Regions from separate parts of the Homo sapiens genome. Here region 2 is linked to region 1. A link is an interaction called in ENCODE POLR2A ChIA-PET data of the cell type or tissue named here. Cell type or tissue: Panc1. All regions are shown on one strand. Links, peaks and the distances in the headings refer to the core of each region. The heading gives the core; the rest is flanking DNA. Region 1 overlaps SEMA3C (semaphorin 3C). Region 2 has its middle 290 kb from the start of SEMA3C.

What was found. Peaks named below come from ENCODE experiments on the same cell type or tissue, not always from the same donor. Only the 100,000 strongest peaks of a DNase experiment are listed, where the experiment ranks them.
Region 2: POLR2A ChIA-PET joins it to region 1 with 7 read pairs; 3 of 35 experiments call an interaction of 5 or more read pairs at or near these places.

Annotation. Positions count from the first base shown.
Region 1 is chr7:80,906,167-80,917,726 of GRCh38, forward strand. SEMA3C (semaphorin 3C) reads right to left here. Exons shown (of 18, transcript NM_006379.5): 2 at 10,513-10,653. The coding sequence starts at 10,615. Among named protein-coding and RNA genes, the nearest start is that of SEMA3C, 7.1 kb to the right of the region's middle. In Panc1, for the core only: no CTCF peak of the experiment used is centred there; a DNase peak (open chromatin) is centred at 6,895; H3K4me3 peaks cover 1,375 bases; H3K27ac peaks cover 7,312 bases.
Region 2 is chr7:81,201,268-81,212,827 of GRCh38, forward strand. No RefSeq gene overlaps it. Among named protein-coding and RNA genes, the nearest start is that of SEMA3C, 290 kb to the left of the region's middle. In Panc1, for the core only: no CTCF peak of the experiment used is centred there; no DNase peak of the experiment used is centred there; H3K27ac peaks cover 1,578 bases.

The DNA of each region.
Region 1 (11,560 bases), core at 1,760-9,759:
ATACAGATACGTATGTATCTTGAAAAATGTCTATGCTATTAAGGGACCTCAGCAAATTTATCTTTAGTTATTAAAAATCTAATATTCTTTTTACCCAGAAGCAATATTAGAAAAGGTTGCAACTATGCTTTACTATCAAATATTGTAAAATTTGGAAACCGAAGATGGTTATTGCAGAGGTAATTTCATCTAAGTGCTCATGGCACTGAATTTCATCTCCATAGCACAAATAAATGACACATCTTAACTCTCGGCCACCTTTAACTACATTCCTGCTACACATTCCATCAGCACCTGGGCTCTGAAGCTTTCACCATTTCATGAATAATTCCAGACTAAGCTTGATCATCTTTTTCTCATGTCAGTAAAAAAGAAGAGAAAAAAAAGAGAGGGAAGAAAGGAAAACAAATACAAGAGATCAATTGCTAGATAGTATATTTTATAAGTCTCTAGTGTAGTATCTGAAATGTCTACATATAATTATGCGTATTAAAAGTGTTGAATACATTATCAGAAGAGTAGAAGGTAGATGTCAGAAGAAATATACCAGTGTAGATCATTATAAAATATTCTATGCAGACAAGCTGTTGAAAATAAAAACATTATAAAAGGAATACTATAGATATAAGGGGAGAGGCAAGCATTTCCTTTCACCTAAAACCAGAATATTTCATTATTCTGTAGCCAAGCGGTAGGGGCTGCTTTTTCTTCCACAAAGTAAAGCTTACTGAATGCTTTTTCTTCTATCATAGAAAATTGATTATACCACTGTTGTCAATATAATTAAATGAATAACCAAAGGTTATAATACTAGCATATAGAACCCTTTGCTTACTGTACTTTAGATATCAAAATAGAAAATACAGCTGCATAGTTCATATTCATTATCAGTTTCCTCTGAAAAAATGTACATAATTAGATTTTTACACAAAAGTTTTAAAACTCCAGTCACATCAGCAGGTTTTGACTACTAATGGAAAATGGAATTGATGCAATTATGTGAAACAGTGGCAGGAAGCATGGCTTTTAAAAGAATCAGCTTAAAGAAAAAAAATTCCAGTTGCATGTGCATTAAAGCTGTCAAAACTCTAAGCTAAAGATCCGCTCTCTGTGCCAGCTAAACCCCTGCCCGACTCCGGAAAGTAACTTTCTGAAGCCATGCCAAGCCCTCTGCTTGAAAATAACATCTTAATTGGTTTCTTCTAATAAAATTCAAAATGCTCTTTTGGTGATGATAATACACTCATTGTTTTATTCCTGCTTAATGTTCTGGTCTCTTGGAATGTTTTGAGCATTACTGTTCAGGAGAAAGGAAAAAGCCCTTGAGCCTGAATTTATGGAGCGACAATCTGGCTGGATGGACCAACAAAGTTGGAGGCTTTTGATGCCAGAAAGATTGTTTTTATAAACAATCTATAAGGGTGGTTCTATTTAATGTCAGATTCCTATATAATGGCAATGAGACTCCAATCTCTTCCTATTAACTGCATCATTAGTATGTAATAATGTTTAGTTGTGAATACAGAACTAGACTGTTTAGAGAATACTTAGGGCTCTGACTGGCAACTGACACAAATTAAATTATTCGATAATTCTTTTCAAATCAAGGGGTAATTTAAGTCATAAGGTTTTTCTTCTGCTTGAGTTATGATAACTAGCGTACATCTATCTACAAGGGCAGACATGTTATTTAAAAGGCTCCAACGTATCCACCATACCATATCTAAACTTCTGCATGCCTTATCATCCTGTTAAGTTTCTTTATTAAAAGTTGTTCAATTCAGGCTGTTGAATAGTTTGTTTACACATGGACTCTAATTATGTAACGAAATTCAATAGAAAAATATCATTTGTATAATATTTATACAAGCCAATTTTATAACCACTTTGCTACTACTCACTAATTCCATTAAACAAGAGATCCCTGTCTTAAGAATTATAGTTGCATTGGAATTGTCTTTTCACATGTAATAGTCTGTATCATTTAAAATAAACTGTGATCACATATATTATTTCTACTTGACTCAATTACAAGGAAGGTCAAGCAAGAATACTAGGACGTTCAACTCCCCTTACTCTCAGTTTCTAATTTTGTTACTGCTGTCTTAAAATCTTCAGACCCGTTGTGTTCACTATCAAATTTCAGCGATGAATGAAGTGCCAGCTTGGTGTACTTCACACAGTTTGTACAAAGTTATGTCTATTTACAAAAGAGAAAAGGTCTTTTCTAATTTAACTTTTGTGAAATGAGGATTTTGGAAAACTGAAGCACATAATTAAAGACTACATTTCATATGCTATAATTGAGATTCTGCTCGCTCTTTGGCAACTGACGCTAACTATAGTAACACTAGCAACTTGGGTTGCAAGACTTCGCTGGCTGGAAAAAAAGAAAAGCAGGCGTAGAGAGCAAATTTAGGTACTTATCTTATTGATGCTTTACATATTATGTGCCCCATTGACTCCCTTTACATCCCCGTTATCTGTGCTAGGGATGGATTACTTCCTTTTTGCGGGTTGCTATTCAACAACTCATTTTGTTCTCACTATCACCAGCTGTCAGAAAAATGGGAGGGAGACAGGGCTCAAATTCACAAGTCACCAGAGTTTCTTGTCCTGGTCCTCAGCTTGCTTGCACTAAAAGCTGTCACTATATAAGTGTTACAATAATGTTTTAAGTAATAAAGTGTTCACCAAACTAATGATCCAATTATATAATTACAAATCTGTGGTTATTCATAAATTTAAAATAAGAAAACATATAAATAATGCATTTAAAATGATACCAGGAATACAACAGCTTTTTTCTGACTGAACAGTTTTTGTTATATGAATATACAAGAGAGTATACACTTAGGAAAGACTAAAACGGTATTCAAATATAATGTAATTTTACTCATAGACGATGTGAGTGTGTGTATGTGTGTGTGTGAGAGAGTTCTGCATTTATTTTTACTCAGATATATATCCTCTCTCCATAATTAATTCTATCTGTAGAAAGTCAAAATCTATAAGGAAATAAGTTTTTCCTAAAATAATTTAGAAGTTGCTTCTTCAGAGCTATTAATTCTACATAGAGTTAAGGTTTTCTTTCTGCTGGATCAACATTCTGTCTCCCTTCTCTGAGGAACAGAAATCTTCTGTAAAATTACATTGCTGTAACTCCCTGAGTTTATCTATTCCATATAGACTAGAGACTTTACATTAGCCATTATATTACAAATAAGGTTAAATATAAGAGCAATCTTGTATTCAAAATTCAAAGTCTGGTACCTGATCATTTTTATCAGAAAATAGTTGTACTAAGGTAGTAATTTAGAAATTAATTAGGTAGAATGTTTTATACTTTTATTATCAAGAATCTTAAATGCTAGCAAGCGTTAAAGTTGAGTAAGGCAAGAATATTTAGCATTTTCAGTGGCATCAGTTCAAACCAGAACATAAGATTACTTTAATGGATTTTTCACTCTAAGGCAATACATAAATGAGCAGAGTGGAATATTCTAGGGATTGACTAAGGGGAATATGGAATCCTGATGTACATAGCACATCAAACGAGCTCTTGATTACAAGAGCAGTAACTTGGGGAAGGAAAGACAAGACTAGTATGTTCATTAATTTGCATGAATTAGAGATAAATGAAAATATAAATTATTCTTATTTATGTATTGCCTCAATCTTCGCAAAGAGAATTGAGAGGCACTTAAAATATGGTGTTGAACAGATTTAAAGCCTGATATATAATGATCCTCAAATTACTGCTGAAAATCAGCAGTTAATTAAAAATGTAAGGTATGTTAAAGCTACAGTGTTGTACATACTTGGAGAAGAAATATCATGAAGCAAGTTGTTAATACTCATATTAATAGCCTTGCATTTCTGCAGATTTTGTAACATACATTTGCAGGGTATCTCTGATTCTATACAAGCACTGCTCATAATTAATTTTTCTCTTCTTATACCATTTTGTCTTCTAGTCTTGTCAATGCCACCATTAAGCTGTAGAACCTTAACCAAGAGCTTTAGCCTCCATGCCAATTTACTTCATAGGCATTCTATAATAAATTAAATAATAAGGGAATTATTTGAAAAGTAAAAAGCATTTTACAGAAGTAACATATCCCTATTGAGAGCTTAAAGACAGCTCATTCTCATTGGATAAGGAGGATGGGTTGAAATGATTGTTTCTGAAAAGCCTGCAATTTAAAACGTGGAACATACTTGCCATCTTTTACAGCTCAGCAAATTGTTTCATGGCTAGTGCTACCCTAAAATAGCACATGGCTCAGCACTTAGTTCTACCTTCCATGTGCCCTTCTTGCTAACTCATACTCTGAGCTACAGAACATCTTACCTTTCTGTTCCTTGCCTTTAAATGTGTTTTCCTTAACAACAGAGGTCTTCAGTAATATATAAATGAAAATGCAGAAGGCAAAAAAGTGCTGGAATCTGCCCAAAGCTCACAGCTCTATTTCCCAATGCTCGTTCTTTTTTTTTTTTTTTTTAACAGTAATGGAACTAAAACCAAAGTGATAGTTCTTTATTATAGCAAAGTGATAGTTTTTTTATTTAAAATAAGTTATTTTTTACAACCTCCTTATATAAAAGATGTTTATGAAAGAAAAAATTGAGTGTGTCTCGGTGCCATTTTTTTAATGCAATGAATGATATCCATGAAAAAGAACATCTGAATCTTTTGTTTTAAAAGACAGTGCAAGGTATAGTGAATTTATGGAGATACATCCTGATAAATTTGCATAATGAAATGAGGAGAGTGTATAATAATTTTTTTCTACTGTTATCCATCTAAGCACTGACTTGCTCGCATAGGCACAAAGGGAGATCTCAGTTACAGCAACAAAATAAACATGTTCCAGAGAGGTAATTCCCCTCATCTTCACCTTGATGAATCATAAATTAAAGGGGGAATTTGGGATGATATAGGGAATGAATTTTATTTCATTTTCAGGCAGGTTTGATGTTCTAAGAGCAATGTAAAATTCTAGCATGACATAGTTAACATGATATGTTTACAGAATATCTTACTGAGAAAAATTCTTTTCCTTTTTCCTTTCATTGTGATCTTTGTGGATCTTAAAACTAATTCTCATGGCAGCTACAGAAATGGCTGCCACAAAGTCAGTATTAATGTTAGTGTTTAATTGCCAAAACTATTTTAGAAACAAAGAAGACAAAAAGTAGTATACACCTAGGAAGAATGCGAAAATGTATAACTTTGGTTCTAGATATATCTTCTGAATCAAAATTGCAAATAAAGGCTAAGTAACATCGTTTTATCAATATATGTGAACAACATATCAACATATATGATCAACATGTGAACAAATTTAAAATAAGCTATCTAGGATCACTTGCACCATCTTCATTTGATAAAGAGTTCAATTTAGTAAACATGTTTAGGCATGTCTATTAATTCATAGAATAGGACCTTTTTTTTTTTTTTTGAAAGAGAGTCTCACTCTCTTGCTCAGGCTGGAGTACAATGGCTCAGGCTGGAGTACAATGGCACGACCTCGACTCACTGCAAGCTCTGCCTCCCGAGTTTATGCCATTCTCCTGCCTCAGCCTCCCGAGTAGCTAGGACTACAGGTGGCCACCACCATGCCTGGCTAATTTTTTGTATTTTTAGTAGAGACGGGGTATCACCACGATAGCCAGCATGATCTTGATCTCCTGACCTCGTGATCCACCCGCCTTGGCCTCCCAAAGTGCTAGGATTACAGGCGTGAGCCCCCGTGCTCGACCACATTTTTTTTTAATGGAACCGCTGTGTTCGTATGACCGATTAACAAAACACTCAAGCTCACTCTTCTAACTTCAGAACACTAAAGCATTCCTTCTTTGCTCCCAATTGTAGGAACCTTGTAACTCTGAATGGCTTAACACAGAATATCATTTATTGGCAACAGAATCAAGCTTATTATAATCTGATGAAACTCACCTGGAACAGTAATTACTTTTTTAAACAGGAAAATATAGGCTTACACATTTTTCTAAAATTTTTTCTCTAGGAGAAATCCACAGCATATCAATGTAACACCTTTTATCCTAAAATTTTCAAGAGATGTTCTTTGCAATACCTGAAATAAAATTTCCTCCCTCCAATTCAAGTCTACTAGAAATATTATTTTATTTTGATTACCAGAGCCCTATATCAATACATATTACAGGGGAAAATAGACATACGAGGCTACATTTCTTAGCAATTCTTCTCATCTTCCATTGCAATTGTATTTTATAACAGTTTTTACCTTGCTGCTTTACAAATTTAGTGTTACTCTATTCTAGACTCATGTTTCAGGTAATGTCCAACTCACAAGTGAATTCATCAATCCTTTGCTGAGTTCAATTAAACTCTCACAAGGGGGAGAGTAGAAGGAACTTTTTATTCACAGAGCACCCCTTGAGTTTGGGTTTACTAAAACACTCATGTGTGCTTCAAGATATTTCAGTGACATTTAATTGAAACCATCATAAGGAGACTTAAAAGAAAATGCCATAACACACACCTGAGAACTAAATACTTCTCAGTAACACAAACCTGAGAAGATTCAATACACCCAGAGTAAGCATCTTCCAAGATTAACGGAGAAATCAAGAACAACTGCTTTTATTTTCATTTCTTGGGCAACCACAACAAAAACTATTTCAACAAACGTGCCTTGTAATGCTAATGCTACCAGAGCTCATAAAGAGGCAATTTATTATTTTCAGTTTATTGTCCAATAACAATTCATCAGCTTTGGGGCTTAGTTCATTAGTTCACAGGGATTCTTTTATTTGTTGAGGGTGATTTTAAAAGATGTTTTATAAAATTCCATAGTCTTTCATTTACATACTATCAAAGACCTGGAGACTTTGGCAGCTTTATTACTAAAAATTCAGCACACACAAAAGGGAAAATGAATCACAAAGTAAATAAATAAAACAGGGCCAGGCGCAGTGGCTCACGCCTGTAATGTCAACAATTTGGGAGGCTGAGACAGGCGGATCACCTGAAGTCAGGAGTTCGAGACCAGCCGGGCCAACGTGGTGAAACCCTGTCTCTACTAAAAGTACAAAAATTAGCTGGGCATGGTGTCGCACACCTGTAATCCCAGCTACTCGGGAGGCTGAGGCAGGACAATTGCTTGAACCCAGGAGGTGGAGGTTGCAGTGAGCCAAGATCTCACCATTGCACTCCAGCCTGGGAGGCAGAGCGAGACTCTGTCTCAAAAAAAAGGAAAAGAAAAAACAGGTAATCCTATGCAAGTCTAGTGCTTAGTCATAAAATACCTATTTCCAATTCAAAACTCACACTCAGTTTTCTGTTTTTAAACCACTGTCATGCATATGCAAATGTAAATTCAGCCATGGGCTGCAAGATTGGCCAATATTAACTAAGGAAAAACTTATACTAAAAGCATTTGTGTGAACCTTATATTCACTTGCAAAGCTATTTGGCATAAAATAAGAGTTAGACCAATTACAAAAGAAAATATTAGAAGTCACAGGTCTCAACATAGAAGATTTAAGTAGCACAAATGTAACTAATTAATAACATCTGAAGTACATTCTCCCACAGGACTGATGACCATCTGGTTGACCTTGCCCTAGATCAACAGGGAAGGCAAACCTGTAAATCACTGTTTTACAAATGTTATTACTCCATTATTTCACCACAAGAAAAAGGGATGGAACATGAATGGGAGAAGAGACTCATTGCTCTACACACCTTGAAATTGCCTATGATGCTTATTGCACCGGAAGTAACACAAGACTGAGTGGTTTCTTCTCAAGTTCCACCCAGAGAGAGACAGGCAGAGGACCAAGTTACAGTGATGGAGAAGAATTCAAGACAAAAGAGCCAGTAGGTAAAGTAATTACGAGAGAATCTAAAGGTACTTAGAGATATAAAACAAGTAATGCAAATGACCTCTGTCTAATACAACTTGAAACTATCTGAATTTCTGCAAAACACCTTTCAGTTGCTGATTTTTTATTGGAAAACAGTAATAGAACTTTAGAAATACGAACTAGAAGTATATGCCACATGTATTTAAATATATACTCTTAAATACATTAACCCCATACAAAGCTCTATATTTTGATGTTGAGAATAAACTACTTTGGAGGAAACTTAAAAACCTACTTGGTACAATAGTCAATGAGTCATCATTTGACTAATGAGAAACTTTAAATAATAATAAATTTGAACAGGCATTTCAAGCAGGTACACTGTGAAATCTCCTAAGAAAACTGTATTGAACCAAGGTTTAAAATTTGTACATTTTGACAACTGTTTTCGCCTGATACTTTCCCTATAACTTGTCTATGTAGTTCATTGTAGGAATGTTTAAAATTATTGAGTTACCAATCGTGCAATTTTATTAGATGTATTCTCACTGTTGATACATCTCTTTTAAACAGTATTCAAAACAAGTGATTTTCTATCTCTCTGATTATTTGCTCTGTTTTTCTCTCACTTCCTAAGAGTACCAGTAATACACCTGAGAAGAACAAAATATCAGGAATTATAGAACTTTGAGATCAACAACTCATGTCATATTCTACATAAGTTACAAATCAAGGCAAGTCTTATTCTGCAAGAATCTGTTTTAAGTTTGAGTGCATTTAAAATATTAGGCATATATTATTTTAAATCCCATCATTACTTCTAGTCACTGTATAGCATAGCTGTCACTGTCTTACACAGTTCTGAAGTCTGGTTCTAAAAGATTATACTATGTAATTTCCTTCTGTAAAATATGAATTGCAATTGCTTTTTCAAATACAGAATTGGTTCATTATCTCTAGTAACACACTTTTTGTTGATATTTACATTAGTTTGGATTAATTTTCATGTAATGGAAAAGAAAGCAGGTAGAGACATCTAATCTATTAGGTCACTCCATCTCTATATATACTAGGAGAAATATAGAAAATAGAGGGGAAATTGCACTACTTCTTAATGCCCTTTCTCTTTTATTTGAAAACGTATTTCATAGTTCTAACTTGGGAGGAAAAGTGTGGGTAGTCTGTAAGATGCTTTAGTAATTAAGGGGCTAAAAAGGATACCTCAAAGGGTCTGTTTTTCCATTCTTCACAACTTAACTGCATAGCTATGGGTTTTAAGGGGAAATGCCTTGCATGGAGGCTAAGGAAGCAATTAGAAGCTCACACATTCTAAGTTCCAAATATGGCTCCTTCGGTGCTTATGACAACCTTGGGGAAAGCACTGGTGACTTAAAAAGAAAAAAAGGACAGCCATTTGACTGGCAAGTGTCAGTCATTCTGCTATTTGAAATTTGAGGCCAGGCGTGGTGGCTCACCTCGGGAGGCGGAGGCGGGCAGATCACAAGGTCAGGAGATCGAGACCATCCTGGCCAACATGGTGAAACTCCGTCTCTACTAAAAATACAAAAATTAGCTCGGTGTGGTGGCACGCACCTGTAATCCCAGCTACTGGGTAGGCTGAGGAAGGAGAATGGCTTGAACCTGGGAGGTGGAGACTGCAGTGAGCCGAGATCGTGTCACTGCACTCCAACCTGGTGACAGCGTGAGACACTGTCTCAAAAAAAAAAAAAAAAAAAGGAATTTGAGACAAAGTTTCAGAGACACTCTGCTATAGAAAGGTCTGAGAATATATTGTTTATCAAATGAAAGAAAAAGTACTTGCAATGACACTAAAGTTTATGCAGAGTTGAAAGAAGTAATAAAATTATAAATGACCTTGATTGGCAGGATGGTGTTCCTCATCCATGTCTTGCTCCATCTGTCCAATTAGTATGGGTTACTTGACTAACCAAATTCATTCATCTGTAAGTCCTTTGAACTATATACATTAAAGCTCATGCAAACCATTCCCTCAGAAGACCTTGCACCTTTTATGTATGTGAAAATCTGAAATCACACCCATTTCCCTAAGCTTCTGAGAACATTTGTATACAACAACCATCAAAAGCATATTTCCAATTATTCTTTTAGGTCCTTTTCAATTAATTAGGGGACTATGCCAATCTCAGGAAATCCTTGTGGAAAAAGAAGAAACACCATTAGAACAACACACGGAGTAACCAGTTTTGAGACTAATGCCCAAAAAATTAATTGGGAGAATTTTTTAGTAATTGAACCTGCATAGCTCTCTCTGCTGCTGAGGATTAGCACAAAGGGGCAATTTCTTAACATTACCAGGTGAACAGTAAGATCAAAGATGCTAGGCTTTGAGCTCGTGCCCATCTCCTCTGTGAGTACACAGGCAAGCACAGAAGAATTATTTTACAAAAAGCAGCATATATTATAAGCATTTTCATAAATACCTCAAATCCAACAGAGGATCTTTGTCTATTAACCAATCATTTAAAATAGCTATTGTCCTCCAAAACGCAGCCCAGTAAATATTTTTAAAATTAATATCCAGTAATATTTATACTCTTAATTTCTGAATCTGGATAAGGAAGATAACAAAACTTAAAATAACATTTTTCCCAGAGTGTTTATCAACTCTCTTACCATCAAATGTTAAATAAACTCTTGCTTGGGGCTGGGAAGATCCTTTCACACAGATAGAACAAATAAATACTCCAACCAACACGCAAATTGTCCGGAATGCCATTTCTTCAGATATGCAAGTTAATATCCAAGGGAAAATACCTTTAAGAGAGAGACAACATGTTTGTTATATCTCATTTCACATTTTAGGAGTAGGAAAAAACAGCAATCTAGACAAAACACCCTATTCACAAAAGAACCATCTGAACTTTTACAGTAATGCAAACAGTAGGAGGTGCTGTGTCTTTGCTTCTCAGATGTGAAAATGTGGATTTGATTCATTTGTGTCTGGAAGTCTTTGCAACAAGAGAAACTTTCATCTTCCAGCAAATTGATGCTACCATCAAAACAGAACAAAGCAGTGAAGAAAAACACTGATACCCAAAGGAAAGCCCAATATTTTAACGGATCTTCTCTCTAGAAATCCATTACATTAAAAAGACTTGAATAGAATTGAGCTAAAAGAATATTACTGGATGAGAACTCTTTCCCCCCACTAACGTAACAGCAGCAGCAAAATCTCACATGAGCATTCATGTGTACCTACTCACTTCAATAGTCATTAGCTCTTTTGGAGTAATTGTCTCTGGAAGTGGTGTTTCCTTACATAAATCTATGTGTGCTCAATCCTGGATCACTGAAGTCACTGGAATCAGTTATCTGCCATTTTATCCAGATGACCAACAGGCAGTTGTTAAATGATGCAGTTGAAGTAACCATGGACTAGTGCCAAATTCAAACCAATGACCTAGTGGTGAGCAATCCAGTGAGCCATGTATCCACCAATGCATATTTTAAATAAATCAACCAGAATGTGGGCTGTCAAAATTCCCAAAGATAAATCAAAGAGACAGGTGTCACTGCTTCAAACTATAGATATAAAATTGGTACATGCTATTAACTAATATCTGAATCCCAAGGAAGACCAGATAATGTGTTACCATAAACCTACAGGAGCTCTAGTGGCTACATCATGTAAAATAAACTCAGGACCATTAAAGAAACACAA
Region 2 (11,560 bases), core at 1,175-9,174, 290 kb after region 1:
TCTGCTATCTTCCTCCTGAAAACATATAACCCCTGTCTAATCATTAAACAACATGAGACAAACCCCAATTGAGGGACAGTCTACAAAATATCTGCCCAGAACACTTCAAAACTGTCAAGGTCATCAAAAACAAAGGAAGTCTGAGAAACCGTCATAGCCAAGAGGAGCCTACGGAGATGTGACGACCAAACATAATACGCTATCCTAAATGTGATCCCAAAACAGAAAAAGCACATTAGGCAAAAACTAAAGAAGTCAGAATAAAATATAAACTTTAATAATAATGTATCAGCGTTGGTCCATTAATTGTGACAAATGTACCGTATCAATGTAAGATTTTAGTAATAGAGTAAACTTGGTGTGGGCTTCATGGGAACTCTCTATGTTGTCTTCACAATTATTCTGTAAGTGTAAAACTGTTCTAAAACTAAAAGTTTATTTTAAACAATTAAAAGATTGGTTACTTTAAATTCAAAATTTAAGTCCAATGTATCTGTAAATTCCATATTTTTCTGCTATATTATGTTGTTTCATTTCTTTTGCTACTGAAAAGGAATTTTTTATTGTTGTTAAGTTTAATTTATTGTGAATGGAGAAACAGGACTGAAGTGAACAATCACACAGATTAAATTATAAAGTCAGAGTACATAAATTGTACTCAATTTATGTACTTCACCCAATTATCATAAGTTTTTACATTAGGCTTTATCTCCATTAAAAAATTAATATAAACATCTATGCATTTGGTTATCGTAGGTTAACATTAGTTGAGGGTCAACTCTTTGTCAGTCACTGAACCATTTACATATATTATTGCTGGTATTCTTCATAACAAAAATATAAATTATGCACTAGTATCATTTCCGTAATACAGAGAAGGAAAATGAGACAGGAGAGGTTATTTAACTTGCTTAAATCTATGCAATCAGTTAGTGGTACAGCCAGGTTTAAGAGAAACAAGAATTGGTCCTCCAGCATCACATATGTCCTCGTTTAGTTACTGTGAGATTACTTTATAGATTGAGCTTTCAGTAAATAATCCTTATGGAAAAAGAATCATTAAATCAATGCGATAGTAAATTCTTTTCATGGAAAAAAGAATCATGAAATCTACAATTCTAGAAAAATTGCTCTTCAGGTGCAGCTAAATGGCTATGTTTGTGTCATAGTATGTGACTATTGTAACCTTACTATAAACTTATTTGTGGTTGTTAAAAACATAGTCTATAATATAGCATGTGTAATTGCTCATTAATAACGTGGCTAATGTATGAATTAAAAAATACCTTAAATAACTTTAAAATTAGAGCAATATATTTTCATGACTTTAATTAACAAGGAACTATATTTAATTTTGCACTCTTTCTCTCTATAAACACACGCACATACACACAGAGAGAGAGAGTGAGTGATTTACTTCTAATTCTGATGTGCACAGACAGCATATGTTTTGTTTTTTACCAAATTGGTATGAGGAATTGATACTATCATCATTTTTAGATGTGTCCACTTAAGTTTCCAAGATCAAAACATTAGAAACACACATAGAATATTCACCTAATGTACCCTGTCCATTTTATGCAGATTCCTAAAATTAAAAAAAACCTTAATACTTCCTTTAGCAACATTTCTTTTGAAAAAGAAGATAAAAGTAATAATTTGCTGTATAGTTACTCATATTCAAATAGAAATAGCAGTGTTTAATAGCATTATGCATAAACTGATAAATAGAAGCACAAAGAAGACCCACTTCTAATTATGCTCAAAAGGTTATATAACTTTTCTTTAAAATAGCTCCGTGCATGAGTGATTAAAAAAGCAGTGTCCGGCCAGGCATGCTGGCTCACACCTGTAATCCCAGAACTATGGGAGGCAGAGGTGGGCGAATCACCAGACTTCAGGAGTTTAAGAGCAGTCTGGCCATCATGGTGAAACCCCGTCTCTACTAAAAATACAAAACTTAGCTGAACATGGTGGCATGACCCTGTAATCCCAGTTACTTGGGAGGCTGAGGCAAGAGAATCTCTTGAACCTGGGAGGTGGAGGTTGCAGCGGGCCGAGATCACGCCATTGGACTCCAGCCTGGGCGACACAGTGAGACTCTGTCTCAAAAAAAAAAGCAAAAAAAAAAAAGCAGTGTCCTTAAATAGAATGACAAAGATTGGTGAGTGGCACCACTTTGTTGGGGGGGTGGGGAGGCTGAAATATGTTAAGCAAAAGGTGACACAATTTCAGATACTTGATTTTACCACGATCTTTATCCATGTGGCTACATGGCCGTCAAAAATACATACTTATTAGTAAAACTGGACCATTTCCTTCTGGAAGCTGATGTCTATTGGAGAATGCATCTATTATACTTATGTATTCAGAAACACTGCAGACTCTTTTCCAAGCAGATTTACATTGATCTGCCTTAATATTCTATACATTACTTTTTAGTCAAAACTATATTTCAACTGGCTTCTATCACTTCTCAACTAAGTGAAATTAGTTTTTTGGTCTTTTTTTTCCACCTGTATACCATTATCAACTAGCATAGTGTTCAATATAATAACGACTCAGTAAGAATTTATAGGATTAACTCACTAATTAAACTGACCAGCTGGGCGCGGTGGCTCAAGCCTGAATCCCAGCACTTTGGGAGGCAGATGCTGGTGAATCACTCGAGGCCAGGAGTTTGAAAGTAGCCTGGCCAACATGGTGAAACCCCGTCCCTACTAAAAATACAAAAATCAGCCAGCATGGTGCTGCGCACCTGTAGTCCCAGCTACTCGGGAGGCTGATGCAGGAGAATCGCTTGAACCTGGGAGGCAGAAGTTGCAGTGAGCCAAGATTGCGCCACTGCACTCCAGCCTCGGCAACAGAGCAAGACTCTGTCACAAAAAATAAAAATAAAAAATAAACTGAGCATTCATTATAGAATTCCAACTATAAAGTAGGCTCTTGATGGATAGTTGAAAATTAACTTATTAAGATGTTTACTTTTATGTGAGTGAATATTTGCATAGTATGTAGAACAGTTTAACTTTTATGTTACCTTTACTGTTATACAGATCACATCCTTTTGCATGCTATGGTCTAAAGAGAACTCTAATGTAAAATTATGTAAAACTCCATTGATGTTTTTATGTTTTTTTCATTTTGTTTTGTTTTTATTTTTTCAAGACAGGGTCTCACTCTGTTGCCTAGGCTAGATTGCAGGGGTGCGATCATAGCTCAACGCAGCCTCGATCTCCCCAGACTCAAGCAATCCTCCCACCTCAGTCTCCCAAGTAGCTAGGACCACAGGCGCATGCCACCACGCCTGGGTATTTTTTGTATTTTTTGTAGAGAGGGGGTTTTGCCATGGTGCCTAGCCTGGTCTTGAACTGAAGACTTGGTCTCAAGCTATCTTCCTGCCTTAGCCTCTCAAAGTGCTGGTCTTACAGCCATGAGCCACCACACCTGGCCTAATGTATGGTTTTTACAGAATTAGCTGGACATATTACTGTCTTATGTACCTTGAAACATGCTCTCTCTATGGTAAAACAATTGAGTTTGGAGATGACTTCCAGATATTCTTGACTTTTTTAATGCTCTTCTGCCCTGTTGAACTATCTTACTTTTTCATAAACTGTTCATTTATACAACAGGTGAAGTAACAGCTAGTAGAATTCTGCAGTAGAATATTTTTGTCCTACATATTTACAGATAGTGCCCAGATGGCAGATGAGTTACCATAGGCTAGAAACAAAGAAAGCAAAATAAAACAATGGTAGGCGAGGGGGAGAGACAAAAAAAGGAGAGTGAGAAAGAGGAGAAAGAGCAAAAGAGAGGAGGGAAGAGGAAGAAACAGAAAAGGAGGGGAGGAAAAGGGAGGAGAGGAGAGAGAGAGAGAAGAAAGAAAAAAAAGAGGACTGGGCCGGGCATGGTGGCTCATGAGGCTTATGACTATAATCCCAGCACTTTGGGAAGCCGAGGTGGGCTGATCACCTGAGGTCGGGAGTTTGAGAGCAGTCTGACCAGCATGGAGAAAACCTGTCTCTACTAAAAATACAAAATTAGCCGGGAGTGGTGGCACATGCCTGTAATCCCAGCTACTGGGGAGGCTGAGGCAGGAGAATCGCTTGAACCCGGGAGGCGGAGGTTGTGGTGAGCCAAGATTGCACCACTGCTCTCCAGCCTGGACAACAAGAGCAAAACTTTCTCTCAAAAAAAAAAAAAAAAAAAAAAAAGACTGTAAAGTATTTTCAGTTGAACTAGAGACAGTGTCTCCACTACAAACAAAGAAGGGCCGATCCAGTCCAACAGAATATAGGTTTCTTTTCTCCATCTCTTTTAAGGAAACTTTCAAATCGGCACAAAAATTAGAACTAGAGCTGAACAGCCATTTAGGGAGATGAGGGCATCTCATCTTGTTTATAAGAAATACCTGACCCAGAATTTCTCCTACATAGGCCAAGCCTCCACTTTGCCTTTGCCATTATTATTATTACTATTATTTGAGACAGAGTCTGGCTCTGTTGCCCAGGCTGGAGTGCAGTGGCACGATCTTGGCTCACTGCAAGCTCCGCCTCCCGGGTTCACGCCATTCTCCTGCCTCAGCCTCCCGAGTAGCTGGGACTACAGGTGCCCGCCACCACACCCAGCTAATTTTTTTGTATTTTTAGTAGAGTCGGGGTTTCACCATGTTAGCCAGGATGGTCTCGATCTCCTGACCTCCTGATCCACCATCCTCGGCCTCCCAAAGTGCTGGGATTCCAAGCGTGAGCCACTGCACCTGGTCGACATTCTTAAAAAAATGTGGAGATAACAACGTTCAGTAAGGGTATATGTTGAAAGTGAAGAAGTATTACTCTTGTTAGAATAAAATTGGTACGTGATTTAAGACGGGTGAATGTTCTCATGCACTCCAAGTTTCATACTACTGTATCAGAGGTATATGAAATTGATGACAGAGACCTGAAATATATGTACTTTTTAATGCTTTCATTTGTTAAATATCCTCTTGTTTTAGTTTCTTCTAAGAAATTTGTTGGGAAATAGGGATACAAATGTGAATAAGACAGTGTTTTGCCTTCCAAAGCTGTGGTTGAGTGGGGGAAATGCAGACTGCCAAACACACCAAGATTCATCTCGTATTAAATGGTATAGAAAGAGAAACAGGATGATATGAAAACACGTAGAACTGACATTTGTCATTCAGGATATCTGATTGACATTAATCACTTGAAAGGCTTTTGGAGGAAGAGCCACCTGAAATGCGTCCTAGGGACTAAGGAGGAATTAGCCAGGGAGGAGGAAGAGCTTTTAGGCTGAGATAAAATATGTGTAATAGGATCAAAAAGTGGAGATATTTCATCATGGCTGAGAATTAATGGTGACACGATTGGTATGTTATGTTAAAGAACATTTACTTAATGTTTTATAATGTGAATACTATTTAGTGCTGTAGTATATTTATATATGCATTTTAAAGCAATCAGTATTTCATAAGAGTAGATGTTTTCTGAAAGAGATTAAGAGCAGACATAGCAATATGAATTTGTTATTTGTGGTGATTAAGGTTACAAAAGGTTAGTGGCCTGAATGAGATAGCTTCTTATCAAATGGAAGAAGTGAAAATGGGGAAGGCAGTGAGAAAGAGAAATAAAGTATAACTCCAGATAAAGACTATCAAGAAGATAGATGGTAGCACCAGGACTGTCCAAAGTAGACGTGAAAACCCAGATGATGGTTTCTTTTTTAGGCATATTCAGCTTGATTGGTAAAAATATTTAATGTGTAATTGAATTAATATCTGTGGCACTTAGGAATGAGAATGAGGCTCATATTAATTTGAGTCACCAAAATACATGAGACAGTTTAAGCAATGGAAATGGATGGAGTCACGCAGTTAGAGATGCTGGAGTATTGAAATTATAAGGGGTGGCTCAAGAAGAGGAACTACTAACAGAGAACAAAATGGAGTGGCTGGAGAGATAAGAAGAAACCAGAAATAAGATATTATGAAGTGCAAAAACAGCATGTTCAAGGATAAGTAAAACAAGACTGCAGAGGATCTTTATTTAGGAATAAATCTGTTATTAGAAATATTGGCAAAAACATTTTCAGAGCAATGCTAGAAAAAATGGTGTAAAAACGAGTCTGGACTAATATTATTAATTGTAAAGAGAAATAAGGAAATAGCTGAGAATATATTGAGTTGAGGAGTGTTGTTTCATTTTCTTGTGTACTTTGCATAATATTTTTATGGTAAAAGTTACTTGTATATGTTTAAAAGCTATTGTAAAGGAGCCAGTAGAAAAGGATAGGATGAAGATACAGGAGAGAGAAGATCAACAGTAAGATCTAGGAGGTGAAGGCAGATACTAACGTATCCAGGGGACAAGATGCAGGATTTGTATCTCATTATCATGAGAGAGAAACAACAAAAGAAGAGTAAAACCTCAGATTCTCTGAGAGGTGGATTCATAAGGCTGTTTCTATACATCTTCTTAGTGTTGCTGTGCCTTGCTCCAATATGACTGTATAGAGAAAGCATAATGTTTTTGTTATGTTTTTTAACTACCATTATACTGATCTGCCTCCAGAGTCTATACACAGCTGTTATCTGAAAAATAAACTCAGTACCTAATCCTGTGAAAGCTTAGCCAGAATCACACAATTCCAACAATCCCTCCAGTTTTTCTTGTATAAAATTACTCAGGCCTCGTCATTGCTGACATGCTTCTGATTATAGATATCTAAATGAATTCCTGAAGGAGTATAAGGACTTTCTCTCCTGTGGCTGTCTCCCGCTGATCCTTTAGTCTAAGAAGTTTGTTCTTCGTCGGTCCATTCCTGCAATCAGTGTTGGCCTCTGATGCACAAGTCTGTGGTGAATGAATTCATAGAGTATTCTTTTTGTGCAAGCAATCTAGGAAGTACTCGGCATTTCTCTTTTGCTGATGGGGTTTCTTCTTAGTTCTTGCTGGCTGCCCATCTCCACCCTCTGCTGTGAGACCTTCCCTTAGAAGCCATAAAGCAGTTCTTTAGTCTCAAATCAGAGTCCACATCTCCTAACAACAGTGAGCAGCTTAGGTAAAGCTACATGACTTACATCCTGTTTATTTATTTATTTATTCATTATTCTTTCATCTATTTATTTTTTTCTTGGTCCGACCAAGTTTGCCAAATTGTTATGTGCCAGGTTAGTAAAGAAGTTTTTTTTTTTTTTTTCTTTCAGAACCCAGCAATAGATTGAAGTCCTTTTGCTTTGCAATAAATGTTATCCTCACTTGTTTAACACATCTTCCCACTAAGGAGCTTCAAAGACCCAAAGAAAGTGAGCAGATTTATTTTCCCCTCATTCTCTCTGTTCCCTATTGTAACTATCCTCCAGGGCTAGAAAAGGAGCAAGACTAGGTTTACTAAATCCTCCCCTCTAATTCTATCTAAGCCTTAATTAAGTGAGCTGAGATATCCTTTTCATCCTGTGAATAAACTCTAGGAAATGGCTCCTCTGGCCTTGAGCTGGATATGAGAAACAAGAAAAGCAAAAGGAATTAGCTAATCTTTTCTACTGCCTTGCCAAGAGATCTAGTACCAGCCTTCTCCCTGACTGGATAGATGTTGGAATGACATACAGTTTAATAAAGAAATTAATACCAGCCTTCTCCCTGACTGGATAGATGTTGCAATGACATACAGTTTAATAAAGAAATTAATACACGACAGGTTTTGAAGGAGACATTCCAAGAAAGAAGAACGTATTACCCTATTGATTGAGGTGAATATTCAAAGCCAGCAATAACCAGGAGCATGGGTGAAGTATAAGCCGCAACAGGCATCCCATCAGCCTGTCAACAGAAAGTTCAGGGCACAGCAACACTGAAGACACAAGGACCAACAATGGCATAAGCCATATCTTCAACAGAAAATCAGGTGCAACAGACTGATAACAGAGTGTCATGGCCTTGAGAATAAACCCTATCTAGTTCGTTTCCTGAAGAGAAAGGAGAGTGAGGCAACCAACTGGAAGAGGTGGTAGGATCAGCAGCCCAGCATGATGAGTAAGCATGTCTTGAGAATTTTCAAAACATTTACAAAATGGTTCTTAGCCTTGACTACACCTTAGTGCCACCTTGGAGCACTTTCAATGATCCAGGTGCCCAGGCAGTGCCCTATGACATCAGAATCTCTGGTTATAAGACTCATAGTTTTAAAACTCCCTAGGTGATTCCAATGTACAGCCAAGTTTGAGAACCACTGCACCAGAGGAAGAAAGCTAAACAGAGACTGGAAATTCTGCTTTTATGAAATTGAGGGCTATTATACTATCATAATCTCTTTTTAACGTGGACACAATTTTTTTACAAACTATAAGATATTATACTATGGTTATTATTTCTCTAAAGTTTATGTGTAAGAGGTATAAGGGGCTTTTGCTTAGGTTGTCCAGTATTTCTCCAGACCTGTGGATCTCTTTCATATTATTTTCCAGACTACTCCAGTGAGGATAGAGAAATGAGAAAATTTTGGCTAAAAAATAACAAAAATGGATCTGAAAAATTAAATTACAAGCTAGAGGCTACATGGATCTTAAAAGAGTTGTTGGTGTTTTGTTTTGTTTTTGTAGAACTCACAACTAAACTTTTCACCTCCATCAATTAAAAGAAAAAAAATCTCTTTCCATTTGCAAACAACCAAAGCTCTAAGCTCTGGGTTTATGAAAATTGAATTATGTGTAATACTGTTCCAGCTATCAATTAGACAAGAAGTCATCATTAAGAAGTTCTGCGAAAAAAAATCACTCACATTTGCAAATCAACCGAGTATTTCATTGCAAACGTAAATGGGAAAGTGTTTGCTTAATTAATGTTTTCTCCAAGGGAACTAGAAAACTCTATTATCTGATTTTCAACACAGGCCCAAGCATTGTTTATCATTGTATACTGTCCCTTTAAAAATGGCATTTTTCTAATGCTAAAATGATGTTAGCTTGTGTATTAATTCAGATATTTCACTGGTGATGTCAGCCTGACAGCATGCATGGTGAGAAAGCATTACACACTGCCTAATGGGAATGTAATCCTGGAGGAGATAGATAGACATAAATTGCACTTTTGGGTCCATGACAACCATCACTAGGAAAATGGATATTATTAACAAATTTTGGAAAGGTTAGTAAGCCTTGTGTGTGTAAGAATATTTAAAAGACATGATAAAACGCAGGTACTGGATACAAAATAAGAGATGCAAAGAACAGGGAAGACCTTTGGTAGAGTGTATTGGCAAGCAAGCATCTGGTTTTAACATCCAGGGATAATATTTTGCAACAGATCACAGTAAAACATATAAAACCTTTAAAGCCTCCCAACAAAATCTTTCAGACTTTTCTGCCAACTCCCACTCAGAATTACAGAGTATTTTGACCTAGATGGGATTTTTAGATATCAGGAAATATTATATTGGAATAATACCTACTCTCCTTCAGTTGCACTTTTGCCAGTTACTTGCTATCAGATATTGGACAAATTATTTAAACTATCTGACTGCACTAAGGTTGTGACGATTAAACAAATAACATGTCTTACTCATAGATGATGCTCCAGAAATGTTAGTTGAGTAATTCACAGATTAAGATTTGAGTGACTACTTTTTGGCAACACAACTAGCCATTGGCAGAACTGGGACCAGAACCACAGACTTCTGGCTCCTTTAAAATATTTTCAGTTTTCCTCCTCTCTTCTAAAAATCAGAGGCAATGTTATGATTCTTAAGGTTTCTTAGAATTTGTCACAAGACTCCCAAACTCTTTGGAAGGAAAGAGACCACTAAGTGACTTTTACATAAGATGCCTGCTGATACCAGTATAGATAATTCTCAAATTCTTTAAAATTAGAGCTTTGAAGTCATGAAGGAATATTTTGAATCCTTAACCAATGTGGTTTTAATTTTGAATTTTTCCCCACATAACCCTTCTCCTCATTTCAGGGAGACATAGTATTTTAGTTTCACTGCCTCAAGAAAGGAAAGATACAGCAAAAAAGAAAAGAAATAAATAAAACAATGAGAAATAAGTAAGGACTCATGTTGTGGATTTCAAAATCTACTTTTGAATTCAAGGGAGCCCCAACTACCTTAAGACAAAAGACTTAAATTGCATGGTAAGGGTTTTTTTCAGCATTAAGAGTTAAATTCCTGACTTAAAATAACTAACAGAGAAAAATACATAACTTTAGAATTAATTTTCCTTACCTGGTAAATCTCGATAAAGCACCACAGAAGTTACAAGATACAGTAAGAAAAGAAAGATAGCCATGGACCAGTGTCCTCTTGAATTAGAGATTATTCTGACTGCACTCCTGGGTAGAGTGACAGAGCATCCAGCTTTCTGATTGGAATACTTTAAACATTTAGAACACTCCCAAAACCATGACCCTGTGAATACATAGTGATGTTTACGTGAGTTATTTGGCTGATGGACACGAGGCCCAGAGGCCCTGTAAACCTCAATAGGTTCTAGGAGTGAGCAGACAAGTCATTTTATACCACATGTATTGCACATGAGTGGCACAGTCGGGACTTAGAGAACCAGCAGTCTGCAGAGGGAGGGATGAGGAAGCCGCTGTGGAATGCGTCACATTACCTTCCAAATATAATACAATAGCTTCAGCTTGTGCTGATGTGGAGGCTTATATGGAAGGAGTAGACAGCAGGAGAGCCTGCCGAGCACAGAGATTCCAAGCTGAAGTTCCAGAGTTCCAGTATTGCGTTCAAACTCCAGCTCTGTTTCTTAAGTGCTGCATAAACCTGGCCCAGTTTTTAAACTCTGTGCATCAGTTTTCCTATCTATAAAATGCACATTGTAATAATAGTACTTACTTCACGGGCTGTTATGAAGGCTGGGTGAATTCAGATATGTAAAGGACCTAGCATAGGGTTATATGAGTGTTTCATATATGTTAGCTATTTTTATTCTTAATGGTCATCTCAGCAGATGCTAGCTATGGATAGATGTAATGCAAGGACTAGATTCTTGCAGCTTGCTTTTACCACGTTCCATTAGACTGCTTTTATTCCCTTACATTTAGAATCTATGCCACAGTGGGGCAGTGGGGATAGGAATAGGAAGGAGCCCTAAGCTTACTAAAATAGGAAAAATTTGAAGGGACCCTATCTGCTAAGGTTCAGTTTTCTGCTATGAGGTACAATTATAAATTAAATTCAGTGTATACAAACACACACACACACACACACATACACACATACACTTTCATTTCATAAACATCTAAGTAATCTAAGTGTATGGTCTATGAAATTCATACCATCCAAAACTGAAAGTTTTTAACTGAAAATTCCTCTTAAGTATGACAGGAAGACGTTTATATCAATCGGTAACAAATGTCTTCCTGTCATACTTAAAAGGAATTTTAGGCATCTGATTACACACACACAGACACACAGACACACACACACACACACACACACACACACACACACACTTATAAATTTGCAATTTGGCCAGGCACGGTGGCTCACGCCTGTAACCCCAGCACTTTGGGAGACCAAGGCAGGTGGATCACTTCAGGTC